2 separate regions of the Homo sapiens genome follow, and region 1 is linked to region 2. Evidence: read pairs that join two places in POLR2A ChIA-PET (ENCODE). Cell type or tissue: PC-9. All regions are shown on one strand. Links, peaks and the distances in the headings refer to the core of each region. The heading gives the core; the rest is flanking DNA.

Region 1 (10,189 bases), core at 3,139-8,138, 240 kb before region 2:
TAGGCCCTGAGATTGGAACAGCAGCTGGATGCAAAATCATCAAGGAGGATGTGGACTGGATGTGGGCTCTGGAGGACTGGCTTCCTCTGAGTCACGGGTCAGAGCAATTGGTGCCACTGAGGCTGCCCCTGTAACCTGTTGGAGGGGTATTGAGTCTTGTGTCTTGCCTTGATCTTGAGGCCCCAGGGGCAGGTTGCCTGGTCCCCACCACAGAGCCCAACCATTAGGAGGCTCCAAGGACTGCAGATGAAAAGGGTCACAGAGAGGAGCTAGAGCCAGATGGGGTGGGGTGGGGGAAACCGTGGGACATCCAGCTGGCTGGGGAACCCACTCATTCACAGCACGTTTACTGAGGGCCTTCTATGTGCCTAGCACTGACTCTGCCACATGCTGCAGAGACAATGGAGGGTGAACTAGACCAGGCCCTGGTCCCTGCCCTCCTGGAGCTTCAGCTGTAGTACAGGAGGCAGGCACTCATCACTAACCACACAACTAAACTCTACAAAGGGCTCAGAGAGGGGTGCATGGTGCCAGGAGCACATGTAATGGGGGATTTGACTTAGGTGAGAGGTCAGAGAAAGCTCACTGGAGGAGGTGACATGGGTTGAAACCTGAAGGATGAGTAGGTACCTGCTAGGCAAAGCAGGGGTGGTAGGGGAATGCTAGGCAGAAGGAAGAGCAGAAACACTGGCCAGGTGGTGAGCAGGGGGTGCAGAGGGGCTAAGGGGAAGCCAGAGTGGCTGCAGTGGACACCGGGACCCAGGAGTCCTGCCTTTACCATCAGCTTGGTGAAAAAGCCCCTGAAGAGGAGATTTTTGATCTGAAGCAGCTGCTATGTGGGCCTGATGGTGGTTGAACCAGAGTGCGGGGGTTTAGATGGCCACGGGCCAGACTCAGACGTCAGCATGAGGCAACGGAAGGGATCAAGGTGGTTGTGTCTAGAGACACTGATTCATAGAAACTCTGGCCTGGAAGTGCACATGTCTGAGGACACAGGTTACCTGGTGGGTGTTTCTTCCTCCTTCCTGCACTCTCCTGTCTGGTTTCAGTTCTTCTGTCAGCCCCGTGAGTCACCGGCTCCTCCAGGTGGTGCAGGCCCGGGACCTGCCAGGATGCTGTCCCCACCCCCTGAATGTGCCCCCATCTCCATTTTCCTTGCCCCTCTGTCCCTGGGTGCCTGCTGTGACTCCCCAAGCCCCTGCCCACCCTGTCTGCTCTCTGTGTGGTGGAACCATCAGCCTGGGAGAACTGAAGAGTTAATTGTAGGACAACTGGCCCTGACAGGGGCTTTCCAGTAGACAGTGTGTGAACTTTGGTGTATGGTGGCATTGATGGGAAACCAAGGGGAGTGGTGCTGAAAGGGGCCCCTTGGAGACCATCTGTCCATGCTGCACAGGGCACAGTGGGCTTGGGGCTGAGGACCACCACGAAGCCTAGTAGCAGGGGATGGGAACCCCTAGCCCCCTGGTATTTTAAATCTTGGGAGAGGCAGGTGCGTGGGGCCTTTCTGACCTGGGGCCTCAAGATCCCCTGCCTCCTAGATCTTGTATTGCCAGCTGCTGTGGGGCTTTTGCCCCGAGAAGCTGGACTCCTGGGATTTTGAAGGGAGGCCTTGGGGGCACTCATTATAGCAGGGGTTCCCGCTGGGACCAGATCCAGAAGTTTGGTTAGGAATACAAGCCCTCGCCATTGGGAAGGGTCCCAGGGCTGATGGGGGTGACACGGAGCCCCCTGCACCCTGGCCATCTCTCCTGGGGGCCAGAGTGGCTCATCTTCTTGACCCCTGCGGCCCTGCTCACTCCCCCATGCCCCTGCTCTTCTTTAGCCATCCTGGAGAAAATTCTCTCTTGTCGCACCTAAGAGGGTCCTGAAACAGCAATAAGGACATCTAGCCCCTGTCTTCACATAGCACTGCAGTTGGCCACCCTTTCCCCACCTTCTCCTAGAGCATTATTTTGGGAAAGGGACACTCCCGGAATTGAGGTTGGATACTCAGTATAGAGGCCTCTAGAAGTTTCTCCTTAGGTCTAGCCTCCTTTGCAGGACAACTTTCTGTGGAAACCTGTGGCCTGGGAGACAGTCTCTTCTCCAGCCCCTTCCCCTCTCGAGAGAGCAGACTTTGGATGGAGCTGGGTGCATTTCTAGAATGTTCTCTCAACTGGTGGAGGTGCAAGGAGAAAGGAAGGGCTTGTTTCCTCCCTCGCTCAGGTTAGAAGGAGCTGGCATCAGAATGGGGCCGGGGAGTCCCATGCTCAGCTCTGTGTGCTGTTCTTCCCACCCCAGAAACCCTGCCTCCCACCTATGCCTTCTGTGTCCCCAGCCCTGGTTCTGCCCTGGGACCTTGGGATGGGCCTGAGGGCAGTGGCTGGGAGTCTGGGAGCTGTCACTCCTGGGGCAGTACCGCCCCCTGCTGGCCACCCAGAGAGGCCCGGAGGCTAGAAGTTTCATTCAGTGCCTGCTGGTCAGCCCAGTGCCAGCTGATTGGCCCCGTGGGGCTGGTTCCTGGGTTCTCCAGGAACAGCCTGGGTGCGCTCTGGCACAGATTCTGGCTTGGTCTCTGGCAGGCTGAGTGGTTTTAGACGAATTTCTCTTCCTGACTGGGTGGGCCTCAATTTCCTGATCTGTACAAAGAGTAGGGTGACTCAAGGAGGTTCCTCCCAGGTTTCAGATTTGGAGCCTGCTCCTAGCCTGCCTCTTCATTCCCGTTCCTGCTCTCCCTGCCCTCAAGGCCTCCCAGCCCCTTCTGGCCTCGCTCTCTACTTGGCAGGTCCCAGTGCCAGCAGCCCCCACCTGCCCTCCACTTCCCTGGGCCCCCCTCCCGCCGCCACAGGCTGCCTCCCCTCCCACTTGGCCCCTCACTCAGTGCTGGGCCTGGCTGGCTGAGGTGGGTGGAGGAGCACCCCCAATCCTCCTCCCACTCAGGCATGAACCGTTGTGACTGGGCTCCTAGCGAGTAGGTAAGACATCATACATTATCCAGTTTGCCAACTGTAAAATGGGATAATAACACCCAACTCCCAGAGTTGTTATGAGGATTAAACAAAATAATGACACATTTGTGAAAGAGCTTTGTAGGTAGGTGGAGAGTCTGTGTCAGAGGAGGGGTCAAGAGTAACTTGGGCAGGCTGCCTGGATGGTCCCTGAGGCCAACAGCGGAAGGCTGGACGACCTAGACAAGCCCTCGCTGGACACCACCCACCCTCCTGGGGTTGGAAGTCAGGTCAGACCCCTGGGAGTCCAGTCCTGATCTCCTGTGGTGAGAGAGGCCTGGAGTCTGGCAAGAGAACTCTGCCGGGCATAGCTCCATGACTTACCAGTCCCAGCAGAGACATGGGAGCGGTGGGGGAGCCAGAGACAGACCTCTCAGCACCCCTGGGACAGGAGGGGCTCTCAGTCTCTGCAGGAAAGAAAGCAAGACATTCCATAGGCACCATAGGCACCAAGACATTCCAAAGGCACAACATTGATCAGAGACTTAAGACTATCCTGAAGGCTCTCCACTCATCTCAGGAGAAATTTCCCAGGCCTTAGTTGAGCATTGAAGGTCTTAAGGACTTAAGGACCTGGCTCCTGTGCCCCTTTCTGCTTTGTTTTACCCCTCCCTTCTGTCCTCTATCGGCCACTCTGAATTCCTTGGCAACCAGACTATTCACAGGCAACTCTAGGAGAGAGATACTATTAAGACAACGATGCACAGAGAGGTTGAGCAGCTTGCTTAAGGCCACACAGTCAGTGAGTGGAGGAGCAGGGGATGGAATGCACTGGAGCCCTGCCCCTAACCTCCACGCTATGCTGCTCTCAGGACACATGGGAGGGGGCGGGTTTAGGCGGGGAGAGCAGGGAGGGGCCTTTTCAGAATTTAGGGGACAGAGGATGGTGGCCTGATGGGCAGGGCTCGGGGTCTGGGAAGAGAGGGGTGGGGTTTGGAGACACTTGGAAGAAGGAGCAGGGGGAGCAGCAGTTTGACGCTTTGAAGACTGGATGAAAGGGGCCTGGGGTGAGGGGCAGGGGCAGAGGAAGCTGGTGGGGTTGGATTTGGGTGTGGCATGGGTGTGGGCCTGGGGGCCACCCAGATGGTCGAGTTGTGGGAGGTGGGATGCTGGGGCTCAGGAGTGGAGCCCCTTGGGATTGCCAGCTCTGTGCCTAGGACTGAGTGTGGGCACCTGGCGGGAGGTGGTATGTACAGTGAGAAGTCCCAGGGAGCCTCCACATCAGGGCTGTCTCAGAAACTGGTGGGGCTAAGGAACCAGGCGAGGTTTAGGGGAGCTGGACACCTGTCCAGGAGAGGACCAGTAGGGGGGACAGTATCCATTGGCACACCCAGGGCAGAGGGAGTAGTAGCCCCAGAGACTTGAGATGGGACCTGTGGGTAGAAAAAAAAGAGGAGGTGGGGCGTGATGACTCATGCCTGTAATCTCAGCACTTTGGGAGGCCGAGGTGGGTGGATCATGAAGTCAGGAGTTCAAGACCAGCCTGGCCAACATGGTGAAACCCTGTCTCTACTAAAAAAATAGGCTGGCTGTGGTGGCTCGTGCCTGTAATCCCAGCACTTTGGGAGGCCGAGGTGGGTGGATCATGAGGTCAGGAGTACAAGACCAGCCTGGCCAACATGGTGAAACCCCGTCTCTACTAAAAATATAGGCTGGGCGTGGTGGCTAGTGCCTGTAATCCCAGCACTTTGGGAGGCCGAGGTAGGTGGATCACTTGAAGTCAGGAGTTTGACACCAGCCTGGGCAACAGGGTGAAACCCCATCTCTACTAAAAAATACAAAATTTAGTTGGTCGTGGTGGTGGGCACCTGTAATCCCAGCTACTGGTGAGGTGAGGCAGGAGAATTGCTTGAACCTGGGAGGCGGAGGTTGCAGTGAGCCAAGATTGTGCCATTGCACTCCAACCTGGGCAAAGAAGCGAGACTCCGTCTCAAAAAAAAAAAAAAAAAAATATTAGCCGGATGTGGTGGCGGGCACCTGTAATCCCAGCTACTTGGCAGGCTGAGGCAGAGAATCGCTTGAACCTGGGAGGCGGAGGTTACAGTGAGCCGAGATCGCACCACTGCACTCCAGCCTGGGCGACAGAGCAAGACTCCATCTCAAAAAAAAGAAAAAGAAAAAGAAAACGGAAAAAAATTGCACAGAGGAGGCTGGATGTGGTAGGTCATGCCTGTAATCCCAGAACTTTGGGAAGCTGAGGCGGGTGGATCACCTGAGGTCAGGAGTTCGAGACCAGCCTGGCCAACATGGCGAAACCCTGTCTCTACTAAAAACACGAAAATTAGCCAGGTGTGGTAGTGTGTGCCTATAGTCCCAGCTACTCAGGAGGCTGAGGTGGGAGAAACTCTTGAACCCGGGAGCCAGAGGCTGCAGTTAGTCGAGATCATGCCACTGCACTCCAGCCTGGGCAACAGAGTAAGACTCTGTTTCAAAAAAACAAAACAAAACAACAACAACAACAAAATCTCCAAACAACAACAAAAAAGAAATTGCACAGAGGGAAGCTTATCTTGATGGAAGAAAAGCTTTCTCATTAATGGAGTACCCAAATGTCACAGAGGCTTGGGGTACTAATCCCAGTCACAGGAGGCATCAGAGGCAGGGCTGGATGGCTGCTCTGCAGGGTGAGGGCTGTTGCTAAGGGAGCTTCAGTGGTGGTGATGGACATGAGGCCGGGGAACCTGTACCTAGTGGAAGGACCATTGCTTTCTAAACTTAAACAGCCCCTTTCCTGGGGAACAAGCTCTAACTCATGCTGTGAAACCACGACCCGCCCCGGCATTCTAAGACTCACCTGCTGTGTAGACGGAGGCCTTCTGCATCACCAGAAGGAGTCCCTCTCCCCTCCCCCATGTCGCAAGCTCATCATCTTGAGGGACTTTCCCTGTCTCTCTTCATCCCACACCCACCCCAGGGCAGGCCTTTGAACCAAGGTTTCCTTCCTGGTCTGGCATGAAAGGAAGCCAGGAGGGAGACGTCAGCAGCAGCCACGGGCACTCCCACTCCATTCCAGCTGGCCTGGGGGCTGCGGTTGACAGGCTGGCCCCAGGGAGGGGTTCCTGAGATGTTTCCTTACATGCGTAACTGGAATTGCACAGCTTGGTAATTAGGAGAGGCAGCAAAGTGTTCTATAAATGACTGTAATTATGGCCAACATGGCGAAACCCGTCTCTACTAAAAAATACAAAAAAATTAGCCAGGCATGGCGGCAGGTCCCCCTGTAATCCCAGCTACTTAGGAGGCTGAGGTAGGAGAATCGCTTGAACCCAGGAGGTGGAGGTTGCAGTGAGCCAAGATCAAGTCACTGCACTCCAGCCTGGGCGATAAGAACGAAACTCTGTCTCAAAAAAAAAAAAAAAAAAAAGGCTGTAATTATAGTTACTTTCTGAAGCCAAACCAGAATTTCCAGGATCACCTGGGGGAACCGGGTGAAGGGGAGAGGAGGAGGGAGGGGAAGATCTGGTTGTGAAGTGTCAGTTGTGGGCCAGACTTCCTCCATGAGCTATATACATGTTCACAAGGCCCCTCTGCAGACTTCTTGGGGGTCTAGATCACCAGCGGGCCTGGAACCCATCTGGTTCGGACCCCAATTTGACAGAGGCGAGAAGCCTAGAGAATGGAGTGGACTTGGTCCAAGTGACAGAGGCATCAGCAGCAGAACCTGGGCTGGAACCCAGCCATCCCATCAGCCAGACTGAGACACACATTTTTAGTTTTTGGACCACGCCAAACACTTTGTTTTCTCCTGGTCTTTCCCCAGTGTCCTCTCTAGCCTGGCACTCTCTCCTTACCCTTTTCTGGGATATATTTACCCTCCCCTTTGTTCTCTATAATGCTGCCTCCTCCAAGAAGCCTTCCCTGAACCCCTGCACAGAGTGTCTCCTCTGGTTCTCCGTGGCCCCCATGCATCCCTCTGTCCCCCCACAGACCGGCCCACCCTGGGTAGACCTGTCGCCTTCAGAGAGCAGGGACCACACTCAATTCCCAGTGATGGGCCTGCAGCCAGCTGGTACCGGCTCATAGGTGCTGGTGGCCACATTTTCAGAATTTTGCGAACGAGTTGTTAAGCACAGTCATTGTCGGTACTTAAATTATATAACCTTAAATACATTTTGTTAAAAAAGGAAATACCCACTAGCAACTCATCATTTCCTAATTATTTTACTATATGTTACCATTATTCATGCTCGTAAGGTAATTTGTGTCTATTGCACCTGGTGGTGCACACACTTTGTGATGTTGTGAACCAGCTCCACGCTCAGTGACAAAATACTGCTGGCTTTATATCTGCCAGGGTAGGAATATTTGCACCACAGAAATAGGCAAAGACTACAAATCAGGGCCCCTCACCCCAGTCCAGAGACCTGGTTGTTAAACACTGTTCAGCTCACCCCTGAATTTGCCTCTGACTTTCTGGCCCTGACAGCAGGCTTCGCACCTGGCAGATTTGGCAGGTGCTCAGTGAGGAAGGGCCACCGCGCAGGAGGAGAGAGGATGCAGGCTTAACCATGGGAGGAGGGACTGCCTGCTTCTGCCCCCAGTGCTGGCTCTGGCCTCTGCCCCATTTTCTGACCCCTACCCAGGGCTCTCACAGGGGTGTAGGTAAGCCCTGTGGCAGGGGCCTGCATCTTGGATTTGGGCGAAGCCTCTTTCCCAGGCCAGGGCTGAGGGGCCCCAGAGAGTCAGGCAGGTGTAGGTGGCCTTGGCAGGGCTCACAGAGAGCTGGGCCTGGAGGGGTTCCTGGCTCTTCCTCTTCCAAATTGTACATGGCAGTGTGCCACCTTCCTGCACCCCTCCCAGCCTGGCCACAGCAGGTGGAGTGGGTGGAAAGGCCGTGGGGCTGGGAGGCTTCAGAGAGGCATTTAGTGGGTTTTGGCATTTTGCAATGCACAGGTCAGATTTTGGGCTAAGGGTGTTTGCAGGGATGTGTTGGAGTTAAAGGTCACAACACACCTATAAAAACTGGAAATGGTCAATTATTGTCAGTGTCAAGAAGAAAAATTGCCCCTTTGTTGCCCTTTCACTACAGCAGAGTGCTACTTCAAACAAACCAATACGCAAATGCCAGCCCACAGGTGTGTTCTGGGAGGGATCTATCTAAGAATGATCTGGCCCTAAGTATCAATAGTGCTGAGGCTGAGAAACCCTGCCCCAGAAAGATGTTCTCACACACACCCAATTTTAGGGGACCCTTCAGTCCCGAGTAAAGAACCCCTGGTCTCTGCAACCTTAGTTTACAGAAGAGAAACTAACCAAGAGCTGAGGTGGGGGTGGTAAAGAGTGTGCTCAAGATCACCCAGCAAGTCCCCCTTGTGCACTCAGCAAGGTGCCTGCCCACAGTAGCGGCTCAGTAAATGTTAAATTGGGAAGAAAATCAGGAAAGGATTAGGCTCTGGCCTGAAACTCTTCTCAAGGTTGCCCTGGAAAGGATCCCACCAGCATCCCCTTGATCCTTGTTGGACTCCAGCTTCTTGGCAGCAGTTGCTGCTGCTGATTGGCATCTTCTTGACTGACATGAGGAGGCCCGATCCTGGCTGATGGTGGAGGCAGGCAAGGCTGCCTATAAGGTAAGGAAGAGAGTGGGTCAAGGTCAATTTCACACATCTAAGCCAGAGGGGACACAGTGGTTACAAGGGTTCACCATGGTGGCAGGCACCCAGGGTATTGGAGAGCTGGGCCACCCATGGTGATGGGTGGGCTAGGACAGGTTCCTGCAAGGTGTGTGGGGTTTATGTGCAGGTTGAGCTCAGATTTTCTGACCCTACCTGCCTGATGACCCAAGGTCCTTAATTAGCTAGATGCTCCTGTCTGGTGCCTGCTTCTGGAACTGGCCTTAAAGAGCCCACAAGGGTAATATCTGTGGGGGCCTCAGCTGCCACCTCTGCTCGCCATCCTTCCCTCCCTCTTCAACGGAAGCAAAATTGCATAGGTTTATGAATGTCAGATTTATAGCTCTACTTCAGGGTTCATATCCCAGATTTGCTTCTTATTGGCTGTGTGACCTTAGGCAAGTTATTCAACTTGTTTTTTTCCTCAGCTGTAGAATGGGGTTAACACAATTGTATCCACCTTGATAGGGTTAATGGCAGGATCAAATTAATTTTTTTTTGAGACCAAGTTTCACTCTTGTTGCCCAAGCTGGAGTGTAGTGGTGCGATCTCGGATCACTGCCACCCTCCTGGGTTCAAGCGATTCTCCTGCCTCAGTCTCCCAAGTAGCTGGGGTTACAGGCATGCACCACTATGGCCGGCTAATTTTGTATTTTTAATAGAGTCAGGGTTTCACCATGTTGGCCAGGCTAGTCTTGAACTGCTGACCTCAGGTGATCCACCCACCTCGGCCTCCCAAAGTGTTGGGATTACAGGCATGAGCCACCACGTCCGGCCCAAATTACTTAATTTTTTTTTTTAACAGATCAGTCAGAGGGATGGCTGGCCTAGAGTAACCAGTCAACAAATAGGAACTAATACCAGTACGGTTTTTATTGGGTTCCTCACACCCTCCACGGATGGTGAGAACTAACTTAAGTCTCCTTTTCTCTCGAGCATCTCCATCTTTCTGCTGCCCTCTAGTGGAGCCCGGCTGTATGTCCTGAGAGGACACGAGATGAACTTGGTTGTGTCCGGAGAGGTAATTTCTTGCTTCAGATTTCAAAGAAAGTGTGCCATTTAAGGAAACCTGGTGATTGGTTCTTGTACAGAGTCAAACAACTAGTTTCTCCCCCATCCTCCCAAGCGGAATGCACCTGTGGTTGGCATTTGTGTGCTGGTTTGTTGGAAGCAGCACTTTACTACAGTGAAAGGGCAACAAGGGCAATTTTTCTTCTTGACATTGATGATAATTGGCCATTTTCACTTTTTACAGGTGCAGTAACCCCAACATATTTCTGTAAACTTCCTTACCTGAGCTTTTATAGCAACCAGGTGGGGCCACATGTTGTCCCAGCCTGGTCCCCTGCTCCCATGGACCTTGCGAGAAGCGAAAGGACAACCACAGAGGGTGGGGGTTCTGTGCTGGGCACTGGGTGTGCAAAGCTGTATGTGATGTAACCGTGGACCTTGGAGAGAGGTTTCTTTAAGGGAAAGATGAGGATGGAGCGGGGCAGGGGGCAGGATAGGAAGGAGCCTGGATACCTACCTGGTCTGGCTGCTGGGAGGTCAGTGAGAGCGAGGGGAGGGGCAGGCCAGAGTACTGGATTG
Region 2 (10,189 bases), core at 1,803-6,802:
AAAATCGTCCTGTCTTTAAATCCCATAAATTACTTATTCAACAATGGAATGATACAAAGTCTTTCCAACTAATTTAACCCAACAAGTTGGTTTTGTTTTTGTGCCCATCATGGGGCCTTTGGATGGCTTTTTAAAAAATCCATATCAAGTCTCATTAGGAACACTGGTCATATTTTGAACAAAATGCGAATATTGCAAAACATTTTAAAATTTAATCTCTTCTATATGCCAGTCACAGCAGATCTTTCATTTTCAATATAATGTTATTCTCTATTGAGTCCTAAGGCAAAATCTTATCATTGAACAGATAGGTGTGGGTGGCTACATTTCAAATGTAATCAATGAATTGACACATTACAACTGAAATGGCTCCACTTGCTTCCTCCGAACTGCCCAGCAGGATTTCTCTTATCTATACCTTTATGTTGGAAATGTATAAGGTAAAGGTATTTGTTAGGTCAGACTTGGCAATTTATAGCCTCAACAAGGGGCCTTTCTTATGTCCTGGTACTAGGGCTTGGCTTTCTGCAGAATACAGGCTTGGATTTCTGCAGAGAAAGGAGATCCCCCAGTTTCCCTTGCTCTGTGCTTACATAGTCATGGTCCTTTCTTTGCAGGCGACACCTCCTGTTGTGCAGAGAGCAGGTCCCTTTTTCCCTATGGAATGTCTCATAACTGGGGCTCTGTTAACAAATGTGGGGCAGGGTAGTCATAGCAAGATGCCACTCCTTTCCCTCTACCTACCAAAATGCATTTCCCTGAGATCAAGGAGGAAAAACTGAGATGTCTACCAGGAAGTCACAGGCCATATATGTACTGACAACGAATCTTTGGAGATGTTAGCTTTAGTTGTGGTTGTTATTTTGATGTCATGGGTGGAGGGCTGCATTCCAGACACAAGATCTGGGACCAGAGGACCCTACCCCAGCTGCTTCTTTCTCAAAGAAGCCCTGCCTTCCTTTGTTCTTTTATATTAATGGACTTTAATGATCTTCAAGATGGTTCTCATTTCAGCTGATCTTTAGGAAACATTTAGGGGGAGGAGGCACTCCTTTCAAATAACCTTTCTTTAGACAGGTTTCTGATCTGATTCAAGGCCACATCCTGGCCATCTGGTTTCTGTAACTCAGAGAATTACTGCTCCTGATAAATTGCTCTGAGTTCTGAGGCTACTGCTGTCATATTGCATTCTCCGACCATTTTCCAGGTCTCTCAAGACACACACACACACACACACACACACACACACACACACACACACACACACTCCTCAAGCCGTTAGACTCCATTCCCATGTAGTATCCAAATAAGTTTTACAGCAAGACACACTGGAGAGATTGAAGCTAGCACAGCACATGAAGCATACAGGAAAGGCTCAAAAAAGTTGCATTGAATGGAAAGCCTTGGAGCCAGGGAGAGAGGGTCAGAGGTGAAGATTACACCTCCACACCTGGTAGGTTCTCCCAGAGAACTTGCCAGTGGCAGTCAGGCCTGAGGGGTGGAACCCAGGCAGAGACACATTTTAAACTGCTAAACAACTGATTCCCTGGAAGCGGGGAGTGGAATGTGAGCTCCCCATCTCTGGATAAGTATAAGCCAGAGTTTTACAACCACCTGATGGGGACACTGTGAAAATGAATTCAACCTCAAATTGGTAGTTGAACTGGAACAATTCAAAAAAGAACAGAGAGGAATGAGGGAGAGGAAATGAAAGGAAGACATTTTATTTTAATGTAATTAAATAAGTTAAATTAATTACATTTAAAAAGAGGTAGGAAGGAAGGCCAGAGGCTGGGGACCATTCTGTGCATTGGCCAAACATTTGGACAGAAACTAGAGTTTTCCTGAGAGGGCTGGGATTTCAGTGGGCAGTTGGCAGAGTGTCCCAGCACCCTGGTCCTTGGCCTCCAACACGTATTCATTCCTACCTGTGGTTGGAGCCTTTGGGCCTGGCCAAGCCCAGAAGGCACAAGGTCTAGCTGAGTAGTATTTGCTCATCCATTAGGATACGTGGCCCTGGACAAAGAGGGGCAGAGCTTTCACCTCCTCTCCACCTGCCCTAGTGGCACTCAGGATCCTAGAGGGTCTCGAGGAGGGCCCCCAATTCTTAGGACAGGGAGGGAAAGGAAGGGGCCTGTCTTCCCACAAGAGACCCATGACCAGATGATTGAGTTGCACCAAAACTGCTGAGCACTCACTGGCCCAGCCAGGCCTGTTCCCAGAAGCAATCACGTGGCTGGATTCCTAAACAGGCCCTAGGAATTGGGCCAGTCCTTGCCCCGTGCTCAGCGGTAGGATTTGCAGGTAGAACAAAACAGGTGTCTTCCTAAGAGATAATATTCTTGAGTTGTGTCCCAGGCAGTGGGGTGGACTGCAGTGTTGGGCTGTGACCAGGAGCAGGGCTCAGGCTGTGGCCCTCAGAAGGGAATTTTTCTTGAAAACAGCTTTGCTATGAGATCGGGCTGTTGACAGTTCTTGGTTGGCCCACAGCTACCCATGTCAGTTATCTCCGCTAACATTTCTAAGAATCTTTGTAGGACAATTTCTCACCTGCAAGCTCTTTCAAGTAGAACTCTTCTTTCCTTTAAGGCAATTAGCCCATTGCCTAAAGGTTTTACTGTCTTAAAGCTGGAACTGTCTTTCTGAGATCTAATTCCAAGGACTTCTCCACAGCTAAGTGAGATGCCTCACACCAGTATTAGGTGATTCTTTGTGTACAGAACAGAGCGTTTTCATCTTGTGTTTAAAGCAATTTCTTGGCTTCGGCTCCTCACCACTTTCTATACCAGTCTCCCATTCACATCCCTAGTAATGCCTATGCAAAAAAAAAAAAAAAAAAAAAGAGAAAAGAAAAAGAAAAAGCTGATGGTGAAACCTACAGGTTTAAGGGCTTAAATCTCAGACTTTGTGTTAGGAGTAACAGGAGTGTGCTGAGAGGGCAAGCAATAAAACAAGTCATACGAAAAAGCCACATTGCTCTCTCCTAAGCCCCAACCCCACTCCACTCCTGTGGCCAGTGGTCCAAACAGAAAATGACTGGAAGAAGACGAGGAGGTTAAAGGATCAGGGAACAAAGCATTATGTGAATTCACCAAGAAGATGTACAGAACGCTTGTGTTTACATTGTTTTTATGGAACTAGCAGAATAAAACTGATCTATTTTAAAAATAAAAAAATAAAAAAAAAAGAAAGAAAACAGCTTTGCTGGTCTGGGAAGGGAATCTGGGCTCAGGCCCCAAGAAGTGTCACAGCCACCACCTATGCCAGAGGACAGACCTGAGGCTGGGGTAGGACCCTGAGCATTGGAACTTGGGCCTGTTGCCAGCCTGGACTGGTCCAATTAGGAAGACCCACAGAGACAGCAAAAGAGGACAAGAAATTGGAAGCAGGAAGAAGGGAGGGGAGAGAGAGAATCTTTATCTGCTTCCCATTTCTGTTGCTTTCCTCTTCCATCTCTCTTCCCCGCCTCTTCCCATCTTAGGGGGATTCAGCTGAGACACACAGCAGCCCAACCCGTGTGTTTTAGGCTGGCCAGGAGCACAGTCTCCTTTCTTGATCCCCCTGTCTCTCCTGTTCCTCACCCAAGAAAGCCCCTTTCTAGGACTATGAAATCAGTGTGTTTTCAACCCTGATTCCCCAGGTGCACCCCCTTGGCACACCCTGACGGTTGTGCATGCATCATTCACTGAGTGCTCCCCACCCACCCACACAACGCACACACTTGGCTCCCAGGCCAAACGTGCCGGCTCGCTCTGGGCAATCGGCCTGGCCAGGTTCTCCCCCTTTCCTGCTTTACATCATTTGCCCGCTCTGTACTTTGTGTTATTTGTGACTTCTCTTGTGCAAGCCACAGCGGTCTTGTCCCTATGAATCCCATCCTCTTCCCACCGGCTTCTCAGGGAACTCAAAGGCTGATGTGGAGACACAGAAACTGGGCAGTGTGACACCATATACAGCCACACCCCACTACACAGACAGTCTCAAGTGAAAGAGGGTGCCGCACACCCTTGAGTGCAAATATACTTGCACGCACACTCAGACTCCCTGTGTTCAGGGTCTGCAGACACCCGCCTTCCTTTCCTGCAACCTCCCCCTACTCACTTGCAGCCTGCCCTCGTTTTTTGTCACCCCACCCTGGAGTTGGAGACACTAAGAGCAGGGCTGGGTGCAAACACCTGGCAAAAAAATCACAGGATGGTCACGCAAACAGGAAATCACTCAAAAGATTCCAACGGGAGGCTCTGGGGGGGCTCCTTCCTTCCGCGGTTTCCTCCTTCATCGCCCAGGCCTCCTCCCTCTGTCCCCTGACAAAAAGTCACCGAGCCCAGTTCAAATCGATTGTTTTATTGACTGCATACAGACGCGTTTAGAAAAGGGCACGGGCTCCGGGGGGCTACTCCGTCCCAGGCCCGCGCTTGTGCTGCGCTTCGCGGAGAGGGCTGATCCCGAGGACTGAAACTCCCCCCACCCCAACCCCGACGCTTTCTTTCAAAATGGAAAAAAGAACCCCGCCCCGAGTCGCCGCGCCGCGCCCCTCCCCTTCCCTCCCTCCCCGCCCATCCGCCCCCCCGCCCGCCCCCCTACACTACACGGTCACACTTCACAGGACACAGACTTTTCTCCTACAGGGCACGCTTGTCAGGGACTACACGCCGGGCAAACACGATTCCCGCCGAAGCAGGGGCGGGTGGGGCGGGGCGACGCGAGGACCGAGACGCGAGGACGGAGGGGCTCGGCTCCATCCGGATCCCGTCGCACAGTCGCACAGTCACGAGCAGGCTTTGTGCGAACTAGGGCGCGAGCCCTCCAGAGAGCCGCGGCCCGGGAGGCCACAGTCAGCTTCCTCCGCCTCCGGCGCTTTCCAGCTAGGGTCTGGGTCGGGTGGAGCCGCGGGAGCGGCGCTGTTGGGCGCACAGACCTCCGGAAAGCCCAACACACGGACAACGAAATTGGCCCGCGACCAAGTCCACAGGCTCAGCCGCCAAGGGGCGCGCGGTCCTGCGGCGCTTTAAGTTAGGAGAGAGACGACAGAAAACGCATTCCCTCCCTACCCCCCGACACACACACTCGATTTTCCCAGAGGCTGGGAAGGGGGTGTTAGCACCAGACCCGAAATGTCGCTGTCTTTGAAAACAACGAAAACAGGAAAATCTGAGCGCGGAGCTGAAAGGCGCCCCAGGCACCGGGCTGGACTCCAACTGGCCAGAAGTGGGGTGGGGGTGGGAGGACAGAAGGATTTGGTTCCCTGCCGGCAGGAGGCTTTGGAACTAAAAACTAGGGGTTGCCACGAATCCCGGCTTCTGGGAGTAGGGATTGAAAGGGAGGAGGGGCCGGGCGCGGTGCCTCACGCCTGTAATCCCAGCACTTTGAGAGGCCGAGGCAGATGGATCACCTGAGGTCAAGAGATCCAGACCATCCTGGCCAACATGGTGAAACCCCGTCTCTACTAAAAATAGAAGAAATTAGCTGGTCGTGGTGGCGCGCGCCTGTAGTCCCAGCTACTAGGCAGGCTGAGGCAGGAGAATCGCTTGAACCCGGGAGGCGGAAGATGCAGTGAGCCGAGATCGCGCCACTGCACTCCAGCCTGGCGACAGACCAAGACTCCGTCAAAAAATAAATAAATAAATAAATAAAATTAAAAAATAAAAAAAAAGGAAAGAAAGAAAGGGAGGAGGAGGGGTCGAGGTGGGACCCCACAGCACTCCACTGGCCTTGGCTGGCCCCCGAAACCACCGCGTTACCGCGAGGTTTCCAAAGTCTTCGCTCGTTTCCTCTGGCTCCAGAGCCCACGGTGGGGCGGGCTGCGGGGTGGATTTCGCAGATAATCGCGACGGGAATGGAGGGACATAGATATCGCCCACCGTCTGCGGGTGGAGTCTTGCATGGGGTAAGATAAACACTGTGCTTGGCGGGGAAGGGGATTCAGCCCGCAGGGAGAATGGCAGCCGTGGGTAGCAGGGACTGGTGAAATCGGCCCACTCCCTAATAGAAGTCCCTGGTAGTCAAGGTTGGGGAGTAGTAAGGGGGAGGAGTAGGTGAAGGTTGGGGACGGGGGACATAAGTCCTGCCAGCCCTAGACTGCTGCTCCCAGGCACCCTAGGTGGAGGTCGGGAATGGGCGGGCCGGACGGGCGGAGGTTCAGCCTGCCGTCTGCCTGTAGTTGCCATTAATCTCCTGGGCGATGTTGACCGCCTCGGCGCCCAGGGGCAGCCGATCGCTGTACTCAGAGCCCGCCTCGAACTCCTCTTGGTTGGCCTTGGACTGGGACTCCACCAGTGAGCAGGCCGCCAGGCTCTCCTCTCTCTGCAGGTCCCCACTTGGGTCTCCCTGCTCCGCGTCTTCATCAAGGCCCTCCCCCTGCACGTCCTCTGGCTCCTCGCCGCCCGCCTCGCCGCCTGCCGGGTAGCTTTTCTCGGACTCGAGGTACGAAGCACGCGGGTCGAAGTCTGCGGCGATGCGCTTCTCCATAGGGTCAGGGGCCTGAGGCCGCAGGATCAGACGGTAGGGCTTGCCCGGGTGTTTAGCCAGCAGATGGCAGCAGGCGGCGCCCAGAAGGGGCACTGTGGCCAGCACCAGGAGGAATACGCTCACTGCCACTATGACCAGCAGCGATGGGAGCTCCTTCTTGGTGGAAAACACCACTTGCACGTGGCAGGCTTCGCCCGCCAGCGCCAGGCACACGGAGTAGTTGGTACCCGGCCGCAGGCCGCGGAACCAGTAGGCGTTGACGCCTTCCTCTACGCGGGACCACTGCACTGCCGCGCCGCCCCCCGCTGGACACAGATAGAGTAGGCGCAGGGGTCGCCGCCCGGGTCGCGGGGCTCCGCCAGCCCCGCCGGGCCCAGGGCCCCAGCGCGCAGCCAGCGGAGTCAGCTGCACCCGCGCCTCGCGCTCCGCCACATCCAGCGCGATGACGCCCAGCTCGAAGACGTGCGGCTTGAGCTCTGCGCTCTGGTTGAACGCGTGGTTAGAAACGTACCGAGAGGGGTCCCCGTTGCCACAGCGCTGCTCCTCCGCCGGGTCCGCGAGGATCTGGTCTTCGGCCTCCTCTCCCTCACTTGTGTCCTCCTCCGGCTCCGTCTCGGTCTCCCCGAGAATGCTGACCTTGGCCAGGCCTTGGCCTTTGATTTTGCCCTCGGGTTTGGAAGGCAGGACGCTGTTGCCCCGGCCCTTGGCTGTGGACTTGCGCTCAGAGGTCGGGGCCTGTCCGTCGGGTTCTCCCCCGGCGCCAGGCGCGTGTTTTGGGGGCCCGGTTGCTGCCACCGCCACGCGTATTGACGTAGAGTTGGCGCCCAGCTCATTGTGTGCACGGCAAGTGTAGACGCCCGCCTCCTTGGCACTCAGGAGGGGCACCAACAGGGAGCCATTTGCGAGGGCCAGGAAGCGCGGTGTGGCTGGGGGCGCCGGCCAAGCGGGTGCTGGAGTCGGCGTTTGGGCTTGGGTCTGCGTCAGCAAATCCCCATCTCCTTCTCCCTCTCCTTCCTCCGCCCCAACCCCGTCGTCCTCCCCGCTCAGAACCGGTGGCTCTAAGACTACGGTGCCACCGGGGATCTGAAGTTGCCATTGCAGGCGAGGCGTAGGGTGGCCGTCGGCGATGCAGTGTAACACGAACGCCAGTCCTGCGCGCAGTGGGGTGCCGGGTGCTTCAAGCGGTGGCTCGGCACTCAGATGCACGCTGGGCGGTGCACAGGGCAGGGCGGGCAGGCGGTACACCGGCACCCCCTGCAGCGCGGGAGGCGAGGCACAAGCAATGGAGTCGGGCTCGGGTAAGGACACCCGGGTGCTCGCGGCCCAGGCCTGCAGCCACACAAGGCCGCAGCCGCAGTGGAAGGGATTGTGATAGAGTTGCAAGTGTGACAGCGCGCTAAGCGCGTCGAAGGTGCCAGGCGCCAGCGTACGCAGCCGGTTGTTGTTGATGCGCAGGGAACGCAGGTCGGGTAGCGCACCGAGTGCGTCCCGGGGCAGAGAGCCCAGGCGGTTGTGGTTCATTTTGAGCAGCTGCAGCGCGCTCAGGTTGCGCAGGTCGCTCCACGGAAAGCTGGATATGAAGTTGTGGCTCAGATCGAGGTTCTTGAGCTGACTCAGCACGGCCAGTGCGCCTGGCTCCACGGTGCGCACCTCATTGTGCGCCAGCCACAGCGACGTGACCTGTGTGACGTCGGCGAAGGCCCCGCGCCGCAGCACAGTGATCTTGTTCGCGGACAGACTAAGCGTCGTCACGTTGGCAGGCAGTCCTTCCGGCACCTCACGCAACTCTTTGTAAGCGCAGTCCGCGAACTGGTGAGCGTACTTGTCCACGCAGGCGCACGGCTCCGGGCATGATCCGGCCACTCCTAGAAGCGCCCAGACCAACCACAGGGCCCGAAGGGGGAACATCGCGGCTCCTGCAGATGGAAGCCAGGTGAAGAAGAAAGAAGGTGACTCACTGAACCCCAGCTTACCTCCCCTATCAAGCTGTGCCTCCGCAAGCCCGTTTAGCACTAGTTCCAGGGCTCCGGTAACCTCCTCTATGGCCAGGAGCCTCTCTGAAGTGAAGGTCAATAAAAATCTCGAGGTTCAACGGATGCTCCCTCCCAGGGCCCTAATTTCCTTTTCCAGCGGCCCGGTATATCGCCCTTTTTTCTCTTCCTACTCCTTCCTTCACGCTGGAGCTGGCCCCTCCGTGGGCTCCGCAGCTCGCCCATCTCCAGCGGGCTCCTCACGTACCCCTCTCTGTGTTTCTAAGCCTTCGTTTAACCTGGTGAAATGGATCCTACCCAAGAAGGACATTTTTGTCCGTGACTGGCTGTCCTCCCTGGAACCTTTGTCCCACGCACAGCACTCGCACACACGCCCATGCAGGCACACAACAATACAAACAGACGCGGGGCTTCATAATCAAACCGCCAACTTCTGCAGGGGTTTAGAGGACCTGATGCTCAATTAGGAGGCTCACAACACATTTCCTAAACTCACAAACACATATGCACCCAGACATGGACACAATAGACCCTGCAGACCTCATTGTTCTCTTAACCAGCATTTGTACGTGTTTTCCACCACGGTACAAAGCGCTTTCCTGTCCATTGTGACAATTGACAGACACAAGGACACAAGTCCTCACACGAACCGACCCACCCACAAGAACACAGGCATGTGCCTGTGTGTGCATACAGCCCTCCACTGTGACCGAAACCCAGCAGAGAAGCAATAGGAGGACCTGCACTGCACGACTTGAGATGTGGGATCTGGGGAAGCCCATCCCCATGCCCTACTGCATCTAAGGCCAAAGTCACCTGCCCGGGGCTGCAGCTCCTGTGAGGGGAGAAGAAGGGCTGCTCTGCCAACCTTCCTTACGGGGAAGGAGGTTCTCCCCCATGTTTGGACCAGGTGTGTTGGGAAAGCGGTCACTAGAGCTTCCTCTCAGGTCCCTCAGGCGGCTCCCATTGGGCAGAGGCGTCCTCAGCCAACAGGTCATGGGGCTGCCACTAGCTAATGAAGCTGGAGAAGATGAAAGATTCTGCGCCTTTCTCCACAGCTCTGCGGTGCCTAAGGACCCCCTCCCCATAACACCTTAAGCCCGGTCACACAAACGAACTTGCACAGACTCCCTGCCCCCATTTGGAGCGCCTGTCAGGTTTGGCAGAGCCCCTCCCACAACTTGTCTTTGGGAACCTGCTCCTTCACTCTGCCTTTGCTCTTCTGGGAGGGTCCCTTCCCTCCCTTCCCGGTTCCTGCCAGACAGCACCCCCACCAGCCCCGCACCCCATCAGGTGCCCTAGGCTGGACCTAACCCCACCTGGGTCAAGGTTGTGGGGTGGCCCCCATTGCTTACCCAATATTCGCCGACTCTCAGTAAATGTCCTGGGGCTGAAACCCCTTCTCCAGACCCGGCGTGGCAGAGCAGGGAAGATAGCCCAAGCAAGATACACGCATGTGTTGTGGCTGTGGGGAAAACGGGGGGCGGGGGGCAAAGAAAGGGACAGGTAAGTTTGGGGACTTGGTGGCCCCAAAGTACCACTTCAATTTTTCCTTTTGCGTCCGTTTCCCCCACCTCTCTGGCTGCAGGTTGGAGAAAGTCCTTGCGCACTCCCGGGCCTGGCGGGGACGCGCATAGCCTCTCCCGCCTCCTGCTTGGTCTACTTTTGTTAAAGCCACGGAGACCCTCCCCAAGGCCAAGACACGTCGGTCATAAGGGGCATCCCACGCC

What was found. Peaks named below come from ENCODE experiments on the same cell type or tissue, not always from the same donor. Only the 100,000 strongest peaks of a DNase experiment are listed, where the experiment ranks them.
Region 1: POLR2A ChIA-PET joins it to region 2 with 5 read pairs; 3 of 35 experiments call an interaction of 5 or more read pairs at or near these places.

What each region holds. Positions count from the first base shown.
Region 1 is chr15:74,374,777-74,384,965 of GRCh38, reverse strand. It overlaps LINC02255 (long intergenic non-protein coding RNA 2255), which reads right to left and starts at 5,884. Exons shown (of 4, transcript NR_146881.1): 1 at 5,785-5,884; 2 at 3,315-3,397. RefSeq lists enhancers at 1-662, 588-847, 938-1,237, 5,552-5,861, 5,987-6,487 and 5 more. In PC-9, for the core only: no CTCF peak of the experiment used is centred there; DNase peaks (open chromatin) are centred at 5,945 and 6,385; H3K4me3 peaks cover 344 bases; H3K27ac peaks cover 1,296 bases.
Region 2 is chr15:74,130,942-74,141,130 of GRCh38, reverse strand. It overlaps ISLR2 (immunoglobulin superfamily containing leucine rich repeat 2), which reads right to left. Exons shown (of 3, transcript NM_020851.3): 2 at 9,815-9,924; 3 at 4,329-8,384. The coding sequence starts at 8,376. The coding sequence ends at 6,139. Among named protein-coding and RNA genes, the nearest start is that of ISLR2, 5.4 kb to the right of the region's middle. RefSeq lists enhancers at 127-658, 4,610-5,301, 9,421-10,189 and a silencer at 9,729-9,928. In PC-9, for the core only: a CTCF peak has its summit at 5,020; a DNase peak (open chromatin) is centred at 4,810; H3K4me3 peaks cover 1,673 bases; H3K27ac peaks cover 1,528 bases.